2 separate regions of the Mus musculus genome follow, and region 1 is linked to region 2. The links are chromatin loops, found by intact Hi-C in ENCODE. Cell type or tissue: gastrocnemius. All regions are shown on one strand.

Region 1 (8,000 bases), 130 kb before region 2:
GTGTTCAGTCACCTGCCTGACACAGTCATGAAATTACATATTCAGGCTAAATGCTTTCTAAGAATTAGGGAAAAAAAGGAGATCTTTTCTCCAGTGTTGAATAACCACTTACCTGCTATGAGGACAGAGGCTGTGTATTTATATTTATTGAATTCCAAATACTCCCTAATTAATTCATTAATTAGAAGGTTCTCATGAGACAAAGACGGTCGGGGTTCACGATCATCATCCAGGGCATTGAAAACTTCAGCACGGATCCTTGCTTTTAAATGTCCTAACACTCCCCTTTTTTCCAAGGTGTCCTTTAAAACTGTTAAATAAATATAAAATATAAATGCTTCTGTTATAGTGTAAGTGTTGATATTTCAGGTATGTGCTAAAGAATAATGTTTAAAAGGAGAATGACACAAATATAGCTCTTGATTCAAAGAGACAAGCGGAACAATGACATCAGTAATGATCAAATCAATATTTGTGCAAATTCAAGCTTATCAGTGCTGTAGCTTTAGTTAGGGACTATAGCTGAGTGGGAGAAAAGGTTGACCACAATTACAGTTCGCTCACACCCACAGCTCCCACGCGGATTCAGACAGTACTTTAATCCAGGGTAATTACAGAAAACCACCTGCCCTCCACAAAAGAGGGATGTGTCATTATTACTATTAATGCAGACCAACTTTTGAAATCCATAGTTTTGGGTTGTTTTGTTTTGTTTTGTTTTTTTGAGACAGAGTCTATGTAGCTGTGGCTGTCCTGGAACTTACTATGCATACCAAGCTGGCCTCAAACTCAGAGAGACCCACCTGACTCTACCTAGCTGAACGGTGGCAGATTCCTATAATCCTAGTACTTGGGAGGATGGGAAGTCAGATCAGCTTGGGCTTCATACCTAGGCTGTATCCCAAGGATAACTTCTTAGGCTGAACATGACCCTGAACTTCTGATTCTCCTTCTTCTATCTCACAAGTAGGCTGTGATGGGATTATAGGTGTTCATTACCACTCCCAATGCCTGTGTCGCTGGGGATTGAACCCAGGACCTCACGCATGACAAGCAAGCTACATTACTAGCCCAACAGTAGGATTTTGAAATGCCCAGCCTGGTTAGAAATGTAACATAAGGGGCGGAAGAGATGACTTAGTAAGGAATGTGTATTGTTCTTGCAGAGGACCTCAGTTTGCTTCCTGGTACCTACGTGGGCAGCTCACAACCATCTGTAACTCCAGGGGAACTCCGGGCCCTCTTCTGGCCTCCTCTTGTACACATGCGCACACACACACACACACACACACACACACACACACACACACACACGCACATGCGCGGGCGCGCGTGCAACACAACGGCTGAGAGGGAGAGGGAGGGAGGGAGAGAGAGAGGGAGAGAAAGAGAGAGAGAAACACAAAAATAAATCTTAAAAAAAAAAGAAATGTAATGATACTCGAATAAGGGACTATACCACTGCTAACTTATGGAGTCAGGAGTATGCATGTCAAATGTAACCTTATGTCTTGAAAAGGTACACTGTGACAAACATCAAAAGTTGAAATAAGTATACAGACTGAGTATAGAAAATGGGCTAGGGTTGAGCTGTCATCATCCCTTAACAGTAATATGGAACCTTCCTTTCTCAAATAGTCTTTTGTGACTAAACAGCAATTTTAGAAAATCAACATAATGCCTAGAATACAGTTAAGAACCCACTAAATATTTATAATATAGTACCTTACATTATTGATGAAAACTGTAGGTTAATAGTGCACTTTGCTCTGCCGATGGCAAAGGCATTAATATGCCACAATAATTAAAACCCATAGAGCAGTTCGGAAACATTTAGGTACATATAAGCAGAGTTTCTGATCTTTAGTAACTAACAACAGTCCTTGGCCACGTGATCGAGGATAGCCACTCTTAGACTTTTCACTTTTCTTCTCTTTTATTTCTAAAGCACTCCTTCAACCTTTCTACAGGTGTCAACCAATTATACTCTGAAACAGGTCCATAAAAGGACAGCTTTATCTTAAGATCATAACACAATCCCCGTTCTCTAGTTCCATCTTTGGAAATTAAGGGAAAGAGTCTTTTCTACTGGCAAGCATCCTGTCCCAGTTACTCTGAAGTACACACAGTACAGCCTCAAACTTTGCAGAAAACGCAAAGTAATGAGCTGGATTTGGGAAACGCAGCATGTCCTTCATACTTGGTGGCAGATTCCTAAACCATGCCTCAGCTGCCTTCTCCGAGGTAATGAACTCTACTTCTCAGAGAAAGAGCTAGGTGAAATGGAAGAGGTTTTAGACCAGTAAAAGCCCAGAAAATGTAAGATCACTGATTAGGAACAAGTTTTTATTACTTTTCTCTCAGACACAAAGCATACCAAGAACCAGAGAACGCAGAAGAACATATATAAGGAGGTCCCCCTCAATTTGTAGGGATAACCTCTGGGCTCTTTTATCATTTTGCTACTTGTAGTCTTATGCTTACAATGCTATTATTATAAAAATGCCTTCAGGAATTGGTCTTAACCCAACTTCTTTTCCATAGACTTTATCTTGAAATCCTATGAAAAGTTTATACAATATACATGTACTATGTATACTCCCATCCCCAGAACAGCTCATTGACTCATGTGAAGTCCCTCCTGGGGACTGAGGTATGTCTGCTTTTGGAATGCTCACCAGCAGTGTCCCCAATACATATGCAGTCAATAGTTACTACATCTTAGTCTCCAAACTATTCCATTTGGTTCTCTCCAGATTTCCATTACCGTTGGCTTAGTCTCTGAATTCCTTGACACTCAGAACTAGGTTTATTCTACGGGAAGCAGAATGGCATGATTAAGCCAGTGCACCTTATGGGGTTTCCACACGAGTCGATTTCTATCTAAATTATCGTGGATGAAATATTCCAACTCTCATGTATGAAATGGACATAGCGTTGCTACACAGAATCAAGTTGGATGAGTTGTTAAGGGTCTGATAGAATCACATACTGAACCTTAACTCCAATTACAACTCAAACGTTAACTCTAATTACTATTCAGAGTTAACAGTATACACGCGTTATTGATGTCTACTCCTTGTTTTGTAGTCCTGGGGATGGAACCTGCATGCACCCTGCACACAACCAACCATTTTGGAAAACCTCTTCCGAAAAATCCTGAAGAGCCGCCAGGATGGACAACTCTGTCTCAGGTTTCTGCCAAAGGACAAGGAGGACCTAGCCATACGTTGTCGTCCGGATGGGCTAGCCGTGCAAATCATTGGGAAGTGTGTCTGTCACCAAATCGTGGCTGTGGTGTTGTCGTGGTCAGCTCGGAACGCAGGCCTTTGGGCGCTGTCTGCTCAGTAGGGTTCTAAGAGATACCCAGAGGTCCTGAGGGGACAACAGATACCAGTCCCTTCCTCCAGCTCAAAGGCTGGCCCTAACATAGCGCATGCGCAAAGGCCGCCCCTGGTGGGCCCTGCCACCCTAGAACGACCCTGGAAAAAGATGAGCCGATGTCCCGCGCGCTCTCCTTCTGTCCCATCCCTATCATATACGGAAGGTTCGACGCTTCCCGCAACCGAGCATCCCCTCAATGCACTCACCAGCTTTCAGTTCCGTAACAGTCGCCATTTTTCAACGGCTGCTGGTGCCACGCCTCTCCAGTGCGTACGCACGGCTCTCGGCGCGGCCTCCAACCAATAGGAGTATGGCTCTGCTAGACCGCGTCTGTGCCTGCGCTCCGGTGATTGGCGAGCCGCCACATGAGACTCCACCAATCAGCGACCGTGTGAGGCGGGCTACACTGCAGAAAAGCTTGGAGCCAGAGCCAAATCTGTACCCAACTGCTTTGCCTTTTGTCGCCGCCCAAGTCCTACAGGTCAAGGTGCTGATTGTTCACCTCCCCTCCCCGCACCTTGGCAGGCTTTGTGCTCAGTCCGAGTCCCAGACACAACCCAGCGTCAGAATTACCTGGAAGACTGGTTAGAACAGACTGCTCTGACCCACCCTTGGGTCTTTCTGAGGCACGGACCAAGAGTTGGTTTTTCTGTCAACTTCCAGAATGCTGTGGATGGATGCTGTTAGTCTGAGAAGTGCCACCTTAAAAATCATCTTACACGGCACCCACTCGAAAGTGAACACTAGGAAGTCTTTACACGCCTCAGGTCAATGATGCCCGTTATACAGAGGAGGAAGTTGAGTGTCTAAAGGAAGATCACTGGCAAATGGTGGAGCAGGTGATAACCTAAACCCAGGCCAGCATCTCTTCAAAGCTTGCTCTCTACACTACCGTTAACACCGAGTACATTTGGAATCCTCGAGTTGTTTGTGGAAACAGCTGATAAAAGATTAAGAAGAACAAACATGGGAATAATACATTCAAAATGTGAGGCAGTATAATGGCAGTTGACTCTCCAGGGAGTCTAAGACACTGGACCCTTAAAATTCTGGACAGCCCAATAGTGGAAGTCTATGAGTGGATGCTAGTGAGCATATTTTCGAGGAAGTAAACTGTAAGAAATAGAAAATATAGACTTTAAAAGAAATCATTGGGTGTTTGTTTGTTTTTGTCTCATCTTGTAGTCCACGCTATCTGGGCATTCACTCTGTAGCTCAGGCTGACATTGAACTAACAACAAACACTCTTTTTGCCTCATTCTCAAAGTGATGAACGCCCCTATACTGCCACAACTTGGTTTTGTTTTTAAATTTGCCTCAGGGAGATAGATGTATGTTCTTCCTAAGATTAGCTTTGTTTTGTTTTTTTTCTGAAGTGCACAGGGTGGCTTTGAATTAGCCCTCCTTTCTTTAGCCTCCCAAGTGCTGCAATGACAGGAGTACATCACCATATCAGGCTTCTGAGATATTTCTTAAAGTGGGTAGCAGTTTTAAAGTTTGAAATCCATTTAGAGGAATGGCTCAGTGAATAAAGTTCTTGCTGCATAAATTTGAAGACCTGAGTAACCTTCGAAACCTGTTCTGTAGCCTTAGAATGGTCTTACTCAGTTAGGCTTTCCTATTTTGTAAAACCATGGTGCCTGAATACTTGGTCAGTAGCTCAGGAAATTAGAAGGATTAACCAATTCTACAGGTGAACAGCACTATTGATATACTGATGAGGAATTCCAGAGGCAAAGCATTATGTGACTTAGTATTCTCACCATGCTCACCAAAAATAGATACAGAGCCGTCATCTCAAACTTTCCCTTAACCTTCTTAACCTCACTTCTTCCCTAACCTTCTGGGGTCAGAGTGGGCTCCGCCTCTATCTTGGGAGTGAGTAGGGCCGAGAATGGGGAAAGGCACAAATTAAAAGAAAGTTTCCAAGTAGATATACATGACACTGGCCCACTCATAATGCCAAGGTTATATCAACTTTTTAGAGACAAGACTTCTCTGTGCCTGGTCCCTCTTGGGGTCAGTTGGAGCTTGGGTCAGTCATGTAGGATTCCCTTACCATGGAGCTTCCCAAGGAGAGGGGAGGCTGTGGTGAGGCTGCTTAGAAGACCACCTTTCAGGCTGGCGAGATGGCTCAGTGGTTAAGAGCACTGACTGCTCTTCTGAAGATCCAGAGTTCAAATCCCAGCAACCACATTGTGGCTCATAACCATCCATAATGAGATCTGACACCCTCTTCTGGAGTGTCTGAAGACAGCTACAGTGTTCTTACATATAATAATAAATAAATCTTTGGGCCAGAGTGAGCAGAGGTCCTGAGTTCAATTCCCAGCAACCACATGCTGGCTCACAACCATCTGTACAGCTACAGTGTACTCATATACATTATATAAATAAATAGCCGGGCGTGGTGTCAGACGCCTTTAATCCCAGCACTCGGGAGGCAGAGGCAGGCGGATTTCTGAGTTCGAGGCCAGCCTGGTCTACAAAGTGAGTGTTCCGGGACAGCCAGGGCTATATAGAGAAACCCTGTCTCGAAAATAAATAAATAAATAAATAAATAAATAAATAAATTAGAAGAAGAAGAAGAAGAAGAAGAAGAAGAAGAAGAAGAAGAAGAAGAAGAAGAAGACGTCAACCTTTCTCCTTCCCTGCAGTGTTGATTGCAAGAGTGCTCTCTCAAGTCTATAGCACACATGAGCACCCTCTGGAACTTCCCAAGGAATCTGGCACTCTATTTAGTGACAAGTCATCTTCCTCTGATCCCCATCTGGCTCTACGCCCCAAGGTGTGCCAGGTGACTCATGGATCAGTCATGTCACAGCAGAGGGTGGCTTGCATTGTACCTGGAACCAACAGAAAGGCTGAACTCAACCAACAGAAAGGCTAAACTCACCAGCATCATGACATTGAGGACTGCCTGCTAACTCTGTCATCCACAGCAGGTGCCCAGGCCAGCTGCATCGAGTGACAGAAAACCCTGTCTATTTCACCTGTGTCTTTGAGAGTATATGTTTGAAGAATGATGGGACTGAATTCTCACAAGGCACTTCACCCCATAGATAAAACATTTATAGAATATAAAGTCACTGACTCAGCAAAGCAATCAGAACACTAGGGAGAGGTGACATTACATTCAGATTTTAATGAGCCTAAAGGCCAGTTCTCCCCACTACAGTGAGGCCATGGAATTCACAAGGAATAGAAACAACATTTAAATGTTGTCAAGAGGAAGTTTTAGAGTGAAATTTAGTTTTGTTCTATTTAGGTATTTGATTTTATTCATTTGTTGTTAAATGTGGATATTTATATTAGTCTGTTAGAGCAAACAAAATGGTTCCTCCTGGTAAAGAGATACCTTGTGCCTCTTTGACCATCCAGCCATTTTGATAGAGCAAGAAATTTATTTAAAGCCTTGTTTACCAAGTGATTTAGAGATTAAGAAATTCTTGTGGTAATTCTTGCTGAAATGCAAGCTGTAGAGGAAAACAGACCAACAAAGCAGTGGGCTGGGCTCAAAGGAGTTTAACACCATTTCACCAAGAAACTCAGTAGTTTCCTTCTAGGAGAGGTGTTGCTATGAGAGGCTGCAGAGAGCTGGAAAAATCCTCCTGTAGGTGGAATTTTACAAATATGGGCAGCAGCTTTTGGAAATAGCAATTTCTCTGAAGACAAGCCAAGGCAACTTGTGCAAAGATAGCATAGTGCAGAGGCTGGGGGATGACTATCAGTAAATGCCTTGTTAATTCAAAGGCATCAGCCAGACTCCTGAGGGTTTCACGTTTTTTATTTTTAAATTGGATATTTTCTTTATTTACATTTCAAATGTTTTCCCCTTCCCAGGTCTCCCCTTCAAAAGCCCTCTATCCCATTCTCTCTCCCCCTGCCTCTATGGGGTACTCCCCCACCCACCCACTTCCTCATGTCCTTCCCTGCTTGGCATTCCCCTACACTGGGGCATCGAACACTCTCAGACCCAAGAGCCTCTCCTTCCAAAATGTCCAACAAGGCCATCCTCTGCCACATATGTGGCCAATGCCATGGGTCCCTCCATTTGTAGTCTTTGATTGGTGGTCCAGTCCCTGGAAGCTCCAGGAGACCTGGCCTGTTAAGACTGTTGCTCCTCCATGGGGCTGCAAACCCCCTCAGCTCCTTCAGACCCTTCTTCAACTCCTTTACCGGGGACCCCCCACGCTCAGTCCAATGGTTGGCATCTGTATTTGTCAGGCTCTGGTAGAGCCTCTCAGGATACAGCCATATCAGGCTTCCAGCAGCAAACACTTCCCAGCATCCACAATAGTTTCCAGATTTGGTGGCTGTATGAACTGGCTGGTTCTATGTGTCAACTTGACACAGGCTGGAGTTATCACAGAGAAAGGAGCTTCAGTTGAGGAAATGCCTCCATGAGATCCAGCTGTAAGGCATTTTCTCAATTAGTGATAAAGTGGGGCCCATTGTGGGTGGTGCCATCCCTGGGCTGGTAGTCTTGGGTTCTATAAGAGAGCAGGCAGAGCAAGCCAGAGGAAGCAAGCCAGTAAGGAACATCCCTCCATAGCCTCTGCATCAGCTCCTGCATCCTGACCTACTTGAGTTCCAGTCCTGACTTCCCTTGGTGA
Region 2 (8,000 bases):
GTTCTGCGTAGGGTGGTCCCATGGCATTGCTCCTCACAAATGCAGCACAAAAGACTCAACAGCAATGAGTGTTTCAGGGGCTAGCGAGGGGACTCAATAATTAAAGATCCGAATGTGGTCCTTAGAATCCCTGTGACAAAAGCTAGGCATGGTGACACCGTGTAATCCCAGCATTGGGGAAACAGAAACAGGAAGATTCCTGGGGCTCAGTAGCCTGTTAGGTGAGTTCTAGGCCAGTGACAGACCTTGTCTTAAAAAAAAAAAAAAAGATGGATGGTACCTGAGAAATGACACCTGAGTTTTCTCTCTACCTTGCACTCCTATGTGCATACACAGAAGAATCAAACAGTTGATCCATATAGTTAGCCAGCTTTGAAACCAGTACCCAAGGAAGGGACCTTGCTTGCGAGCCTGGGATGCCCATGTGGCTGGCTGGTCTGGGCACGGAGACCAGTGTTCTGAGCTGTCAGCTGCAGAAGCAGCAGTGTTACAAGCCACTGATGACAAGCCACTGTGGCTGTAGAGCCTACAGCTCTATTTCTTCTTCTTCTTCTTCTTCTTCTTCTTCTTCTTCTTCTTCTTCTTCTTCTTCTTCTTCTTCTTCTTCTTCTCCTTCTCCTTCTCCTTCTCCTTCTCCTTCTCCTTCTCCTTCTCCTTCTCCTTCTCCTTCTCCTTCTCCTTCTCCTTCTCCTTCTCCTTCTCCTTCTCCTTCTCCTTCCTTCTTTCTTCCTTCTTTCTTCCTTCTTTCTTCCTTCTTTCTTCCTTCTTTCTTCCTTCTTTCTTTCTTCTTTCTTTCTTCTTTCTTTCTTCTTTCTTTCTTCTTTCTTTCTTCTTTCTTTCTTCTTTCTTTCTTCTTTCTTTCTTCTTTCTTTCTTCTTCTTCCTTCTTCTTCCTTCTTCTTCCTTCTTCTTCCTTCTTCTTCCTTCTTCTTCCTTCTTCTTCCTTCTTCTTCCTTCTTCTTCCTTCTTCTTCCTTCTTCTTCCTTCTTCTTCCTTCTTCTTCCTTCTTCTTCCTTCTTCTTCCTTCTTCTTCCTTCTTCTTCCTTCTTCTTCCTTCTTCTTCCTTCTTCTTCCTTCTTCTTCCTTCTTCTTCCTTCTTCTTCCTTCTTCTTCCTTCTTCTTCCTTCTTCTTCCTTCTTCTTCCTTCTTCTTCCTTCTTCTTCCTTCTTCTTCCTTCTTCTTCCTTCTTCTTCCTTCTTCTTCCTTCTTCTTCCTTCTTCTTCCTTCTTCTTCCTTCTTCTTCCTTCTTCTTCCTTCTTCTTCCTTCTTCTTCCTTCTTCTTCCTTCTTCTTCCTTCTTCTTCCTTCTTTCTTCTTCTTCTTCTTCTTCCTTCTTCTTCTTCTTTCTTCTTCTTCCTTCTTCTTCCTTCTTCCTCCTTCTTTCTTCTTCTTTCTTCTTCTTTTTCTCCTTCCTCCTTCTTCCTCCTTCTTCCTCCTTCCTTCTTCCTTCCTTCTTCCTTCCTCCTCCTCCTCCTCCTCCTCCTCCTCCTCCTCCTCCTCCTCCTCCTCCTCCTCCTTCTTCTTCTTCTTCTTCTTCTTCTTCTTCTTCTTCTTCTTCTTCTTCTTTCTTCTTCTTTCCTCCTCCTCCTCCTCCTCCTTCTTCTTTTCTTCTTCTTCTTCTTTTCTTCTTCTTCCTTTATTTTTTTTGAGATAGAGCCTTACTGTTCCATGTTGACTAGCTTGTAACTCATGCAGACCATGCTGGCCTCGAACTTACACAGATCCACCAGCCTCTGTCACCTGTCTCCTAAGTGGTGAGATTGAAGGTGTGCACCAGCACTTCTGTTCGTTAGCAGGCCATTGCAAAGCTGAGCATGGTGGTGTACACCTGTAATCTCAGCATTTGGGATGCAGAGGCAGGAGGAGCGGGAGTGGTGGATCAATCTTGCTTACATAGTGAGTTGGCAGCTAGCATGGGCTATTGTGAGACCTTACCTGGGATGGGGGTGGAAGGTTCTGGGGAGATGGCTTAGTCAATAGAGTGATTGCTGTGCAAGAAGAGGATCTGGATGTAGTAGTATGTGCTTCAGATCCGTGGAACTTACTGCCTAACCATCCTGGTATATTTGAAAAACTCTAGGTTAGTATAGACCTTGTCTCAAGAAAACTACAAGGCAGACAGACCCTGAGGATTAGTGTTGACCTCTGGCCACCCCAAGTATACACACATGTACACAAACATAAAGACAACAGTTGATAAGGCCATTCTGGAACTCAGCTCTGGTCTCTCTGCGCAGCCCCTCAGTGTTTTGAATCTTTTTCCAGACCTGGCCTGTTACCCTGGTCTTCTGTCTTCTGAATTTTCTCAGCCAAGTTGTCACTGGGGACAAAGTGTTGTGGTGTCAGATAGGCGAATACCCTCTATCAGTTCTCTTGGGTGACATGTAGCAAGCCCCTGGGCTCTGTGTTGCCTGGGCTTTGTAATACATTTACATTGGGCCCCTGAGGCCATGGCCCTCCTTGCCCCACACTCTTGGAGGTCTTCAGGTGTTGACCAGCACACCCTTGGCAGGGAGGGTATAGGACATTGTGTTATTTCAGGCTCCTCATTGTGTCCTTGCAGCATCACCTTCTCCATTCCTGAAGGAGCCCTTGTGGCCGTGGTGGGCCAGGTAGGCTGCGGGAAGTCATCTCTGCTGTCAGCCCTGCTGGCTGAGATGGACAAGGTGGAGGGACATGTGACTCTCAAGGTAGGATGGGGACCAGGATGGGGAGAGATGGTCTGGGAGGAAGGCTCAGCCCAGTGTCTCTTACAAACTGTCAAAAGAAGCAGCCATCTCGGCTCATCTAGGAAAGCAAGGTTTCAGTGACAGCCACTTCTTTCTTTGCTCAGTGCCTTGGCCAGTGTGACATGTGATAGCTGCTCAGTCAACAGGCCGTGAATGCTTAGATGTACTGCCGAGGAGTGCTTGTTCATGGCTCTTGCCTTCCTTCTGAATTTGTTTTATTTCACTTCACATGATCTCCAGCCCCAACCATTTTCCTGTTTTCCTGGCTGAATAATACACGAGGGTGTGTGTGTGTGTGTGCGTGTGCGTGTGCGTGTGCGTGTGTTGAAAGCAGAAAGGGCTGTTTGAGGGAGGAAGAAACCAAGAAAGGGAGAGGCACAATGGTGAATATGACCAAAATACAATGATGTATCTGCCTGAAAATGTCGGACAGAGGGAAGGAGGGGTAAAGACTCTGGAGGATCTCCCAGCATCCTGTCAGGGAAGGCTCCCCCAACCCCCGCTCTCACTTCATCCTGTGGTCTCTGGATAGAACCTTCTGGCTTCTTCTTTCTTTTGAATCTTGTAAATAGGGCATAACTTCAGTACTGATTGATGTGGCTGGAATAATCTCAGAACCTGGTGTAAGAAACACATTTTAAATCTTTAGTGTTACTTGAATTCTTAATACGGGCCTGGAGGGAAAGCGTGTGGCTTTAGCAATTCAAGGCCCAGCATGCTCTGAGCTGAGCTAAACTTTCTGTGAGTTGACGGCTGCTGTGAAAATGAGTCTCTTGGGACTTTTCTACAAGTGCTTTATTCCCTTGGAGGCCTTTGCCTGCTATGTAAATAAGATCCAGAGTATCACCAGCAGCCTCTGGAGCAGCTGGGGATAAAAAAACACAATACAACCCCAGCTATTTTGCTTGAGCCAGCTTGTGCCAGATGTGTTTGCCTGTACCTGCCTGTCATCTGCATCCCCTTCCCCTGAGAACTCGAGTGTGGGGATGTGGTCTTACGTCACTGTTTGATTTCAATCCAGATCTTCCCCTTGCTGGTTCAGTGCTCTTTGGAAGTAAGTGAGCAGCATCTGGGTCCAGGCAGATAGCTGCTGCTTCTGGATGTGCTCGCTTGTTTCTTCCAACATGCCCAAGGTTGACAAAGGGAAATTGTTTGTCATTAGATCCATGCTGCAGTCTGTTTCATAGTTCCTGGGTTCCTGCCATCCCAGGCACTGGTGCCCTGTGTCCAAGAACTATTTATAGCTGGTGATTTCAGAAAGTATATTGAAAGTGTTAGTTTTCCCCAGTGTCTTGGTAGACATGGCCTATGGCTGAGTATTTTTTGAGCTGTACAATTGAGGGGTCCTGACACTTGAGGCTCATAGAAACTGGAATGTTTAAATAGCAATTTGGTCTTTTTTTTTTCTGAGATTTTAGATACAGATTTAGGTCATTGATTTCTATTCCTGTAGTTTAGAATCCTTTGTGACTTTCTATCACCTTTTTTTTTTTTGATAAAGGTGGGCATGACACTAGCCATGTGTGAACTAATCCCTGACACCTGCTTTCCTGCTGTCCTGCTGTCCCATGAGTTGTCCTTGACCAGTCAAGCTGGCCTTTCTGTCCCTTAAAGGAGTTGGATTCTTTTGTTCCTTGTCTGTTGTTCCAGTGGATCAGTGCCCTCCTTTCTTCTTATCCTGGCTGTGTGTGTTTTGGGAAGTTGGTTCTTTTCACAGGCAGGTGTCTGCTGTTGTCTTTTTATCAAGTCTGTCTGTCTTTTCCACTGCCTGCCACACAGGGCTCCGTGGCCTACGTGCCCCAGCAGGCCTGGATTCAGAATGACTCTCTCCGAGAGAACATACTGTTTGGGCACCCCCTGCAGGAAAATTACTACAAGGCAGTTATGGAAGCCTGTGCCCTTCTTCCAGATTTGGAAATCCTGCCCAGTGGGGACCGCACAGAGATCGGTGAGAAGGTGAGTGTGACATGGGTACAGCTGGCAGCATCAGCTGCTGCTGTGTGACAAACTTTGTTGGGACCGCCTGTGAGTGGATTGTCAGGGACCTGCTGTCTCTAGCCTGTGGCTAAGCTCCTTTTGCCATGCTATGTAAGTCTGGCCAGGGTATCCACCATATGGCTCTTGGTGCTGTGGTCTTAGTTGAGGTGTCAGTCGCCATCTAAGTGGGAGCCTCTCACGTGGTGATGTAGAGTAAGAGAATAAAAGCCAAAGGTATGCTGTGCTTTGCCACATACTGTGCCACCCGCAGGACAAGACAAGGTCACAGTGTACCTAGGGGATGTGCATACGAGTGATGATGGGGACTGATGATGGGGACGGCTCTAGACTAGCTGGTACCCACTTCTCTCTGCTGCCATACTAACATTTTTAACCTAAGTCATCTGCATGGTAGCTCATGAGAGGGGTTTGCTCTGATCCCTAATGCACTGCTGAGGAAAGGGAGGCTCAGGGAGGCCAGCAGACTTGCCTGATGCCGAGTCCCAGGGAAAGAGATTCTTAAGTCCCTCCTGTCCCCTGTTCTGCTGCCACTTTGGAAGAGGGACGAGACTCCCAGCCCATTTGCTGTGGGGCAAGTGATTGTCTTGTGTGTGTGCTGGAAGTGCAGCCACCTCCAGTGTCAGGGACCTCTTGGGAGAGCTGAGTTTGTCTGTTCCTAGTCTCCAGCCAAGGATCTTCTCCCCAGCTTGCTTATTTGATGCATGGTGTCTTTACTTGGCATGGACCTGGAGATCCTTTGGGTTGCCTAGGACCCTTGTTTAAATAGGTTGGAGGTGCCAAGCAAACCGAAGGGTCTAAGTATTATGTGGGATCCAAGGCAGGATTGCCAGGGTCTTCGAAACAGGCTGGGGGTTGGTTGGCAGCCTGCTTATCAGCCTTTCCCGTTTTGTTAATGCTGGGATCTCGCACTTGGAGATACCTGACTGTCCCCTTCTAGTCTCAGTGCCAGAGTTTGAAGGGAGTCAAGGGTTGACTGATTTTGTCTACTTCAGTTCAATATGCAGGGACTAAAGGGATCTTCTTTAACTGGGCCTATCATCCCAGAATGCAGGAAGCTGAGGCAGGAGAATAGGTAACCAGCAAGATCCCATCTCAAAATAACATACTAAAAATGGATAGCAATGTGGCTTAATGGTAGAATACTTGTTTAGTATGGGCAAAGGCCCCGAGCCCCATCCCTAGCTCTGCCTATATATGTGTCTATGTATATCATATGTATATGTATATCATATGTATATGTATATTATATGTATATGTATATGTATATATGGGAGCTGGCTACTAGGATCAGTCTTGGCACAGATTGGGTCAGTTTACTCAGTAGGTGTCACTGGGCATTTGAGCTGTACATGGCCACAGTGTTGGTCCCTCATTGTTGGAAGTTGGTTGCTGCTGCTCAGTGCTGAACCCTTCCTCTGTGAGTGAAGTGCCCTGGGTGCCGCCAGCTTCACTCTGTGACTTTAATAGGAATGGTAGCTCATGGTGAAGCTCACCACAGAACACTTAACAGCAACAGTAGGTGTGTCAGCTACTGCCTAATAATATAATAGGTATACAAATAATACTATCTTTGTCATCCACACTGTGTCTTCTATAGACTCTTCTATAGGCTGATGAGTTTTAAGATACCATTAGCTGCCGCTTCCTCCTCTTTCTGTGGCACTACAGACCCCGGGACAGGCTGGGCTCATGTTCTGTAACTGAGCTGCACCCGCAGCCCTTCTTTTACTTTTCAGTTGAGATGTTGCCCAGGCTCACTTTGAACTTGCCGTCTTCCTGCCTCCTCAGGCTCTGAGCAGCTGGACTGATAGACGTGCCAGCAGGCCTGACTGTCTACTTCCCTCCCCTGAGTATGTGCTGGGGGCCAGGTGCCCCAGTCAGCAGCTCTTCTGTCCCCATTCTTGTTTTGTATGGTTCTGGGGTCCTGGGGATCCCAAGAAACCCACTCTTCCCACTGTCTTCCTAGGGTGTGAACCTGTCAGGGGGCCAGAAGCAGCGTGTGAGCCTGGCCCGGGCTGTGTACTCTAACTCTGACATCTACCTCTTTGATGACCCCCTCTCGGCTGTGGATGCACATGTTGGGAAGCACATCTTTGAGAAGGTGGTTGGTCCCATGGGCCTACTGAAGAACAAGGTATTCTCCCAGGGCCAGGACTTCAGTTGATTGACAGTGTGGCCTTGGACAAGTCTTTGATCCTTGGGCTTGCTTTCATGCGTCCTCTGTGTGTGTGTGTGTGTGTGTGTGTGTGTGTGTGTGTGTGTGTGTTAGCCCAGCACTGAGGAGGCTGAGATGGAAGAGTTAGGCTAGCCTGGCCTATACAGCAAGAACTTACCTTAAAAGACAAGGGCTTGGGATGCAGCCTTGTGGTAGGGTGCCTGCCTAGTGTGCAGAGGCTTTGAATTTAGTCCCCAGTACTGCAAACACACAATGGGCTCTAATGCAGGTAGTGTGGTGGCCTTACTATCCCCTCGTCCACACTCTTGGTAGTTTCTGTCTCCCTCTTAGAGGTTCCTCCCCAAATAGTCTTCTCAACTCTGCATTAGCATTCTCTCTACACTGTCTTCCCCTATCCCAATACTACTTCCATGCCTGTGGTTCATTTTGTCTTTATCCCTGGAGACCAGGCAGGCCTCTGCTCTCTTTGTCCCCTGCTGCTCCTGCCTGATACAGGGTGGGTCCTGTGGAGAGAGTGAGAGAGGGTGTGGGGGGTGGGGTGGGGGGAAGGGAGGGAGAGAGGAGGAGGGAGAGAGGGAATATATGAATGGGTGTGCGTGTGCCCACAGCCTTTGGACCTGAACCATGCCCTGAGATACTCCTAATCTCAACGGTGCTGTGACAGTGTCTCCTCCATGGTGCTGATGGGGCCAGGTCTATGTTTTACCCATAGACACGGATCCTGGTCACCCATGGTATCAGCTACCTGCCCCAAGTGGATGTCATCATTGTCATGAGTGGCGGCAAGATCTCAGAGATGGGTTCTTATCAGGAGCTGCTAGACCGGGATGGGGCCTTCGCTGAGTTCCTGCGCACCTATGCCAACGCTGAGCAGGACCTGGCCTCGGAGGATGACAGTAAGAATGGCAGGGAACTACAGGAGCTGGCTCTGATCATCATAGCTGCTTATGGGAGGGTCTTACCTGGGCTCTAGGGGTGCAATTCATGAGGGTATTGGGTAGGAGCACATTGGGCTTCTGGAGACCAATAGGTCAGTTTAACCTTGCAGGTCAGGTAGAGAGGGTTCTCGGCACTTGGCACCCAGGTTCACAGGGTCAGG

What was found. A loop is a pair of places that touch in the nucleus more often than their neighbours do. Peaks named below come from ENCODE experiments on the same cell type or tissue, not always from the same donor. Only the 100,000 strongest peaks of a DNase experiment are listed, where the experiment ranks them.
Region 1: a loop joins it to region 2, with 8 times the contacts of the local background. A loop is called at or near these places in 7 of 42 quality-filtered maps.

Annotation. Positions count from the first base shown.
Region 1 is chr16:14,313,704-14,321,703 of GRCm38, forward strand. It overlaps Cep20 (centrosomal protein 20), which reads right to left and starts at 3,629. Exons shown (of 5, transcript NM_025345.2): 1 at 3,591-3,629; 2 at 113-310. The coding sequence starts at 3,618. In gastrocnemius, no CTCF peak of the experiment used is centred here; DNase peaks (open chromatin) are centred at 3,732 and 6,165; H3K4me3 peaks cover 2,137 bases; H3K27ac peaks cover 1,759 bases.
Region 2 is chr16:14,440,787-14,448,786 of GRCm38, forward strand. Abcc1 (ATP-binding cassette, sub-family C (CFTR/MRP), member 1) reads left to right here. Exons shown (of 31, transcript NM_008576.3): 16 at 2,562-2,688; 17 at 4,507-4,683; 18 at 6,692-6,859; 19 at 7,614-7,797. Among named protein-coding and RNA genes, the nearest start is that of Abcc1, 83 kb to the left of the region's middle. In gastrocnemius, a CTCF peak has its summit at 4,586 (motif pointing left); no DNase peak of the experiment used is centred here; H3K4me3 peaks cover 381 bases; H3K27ac peaks cover 3,113 bases.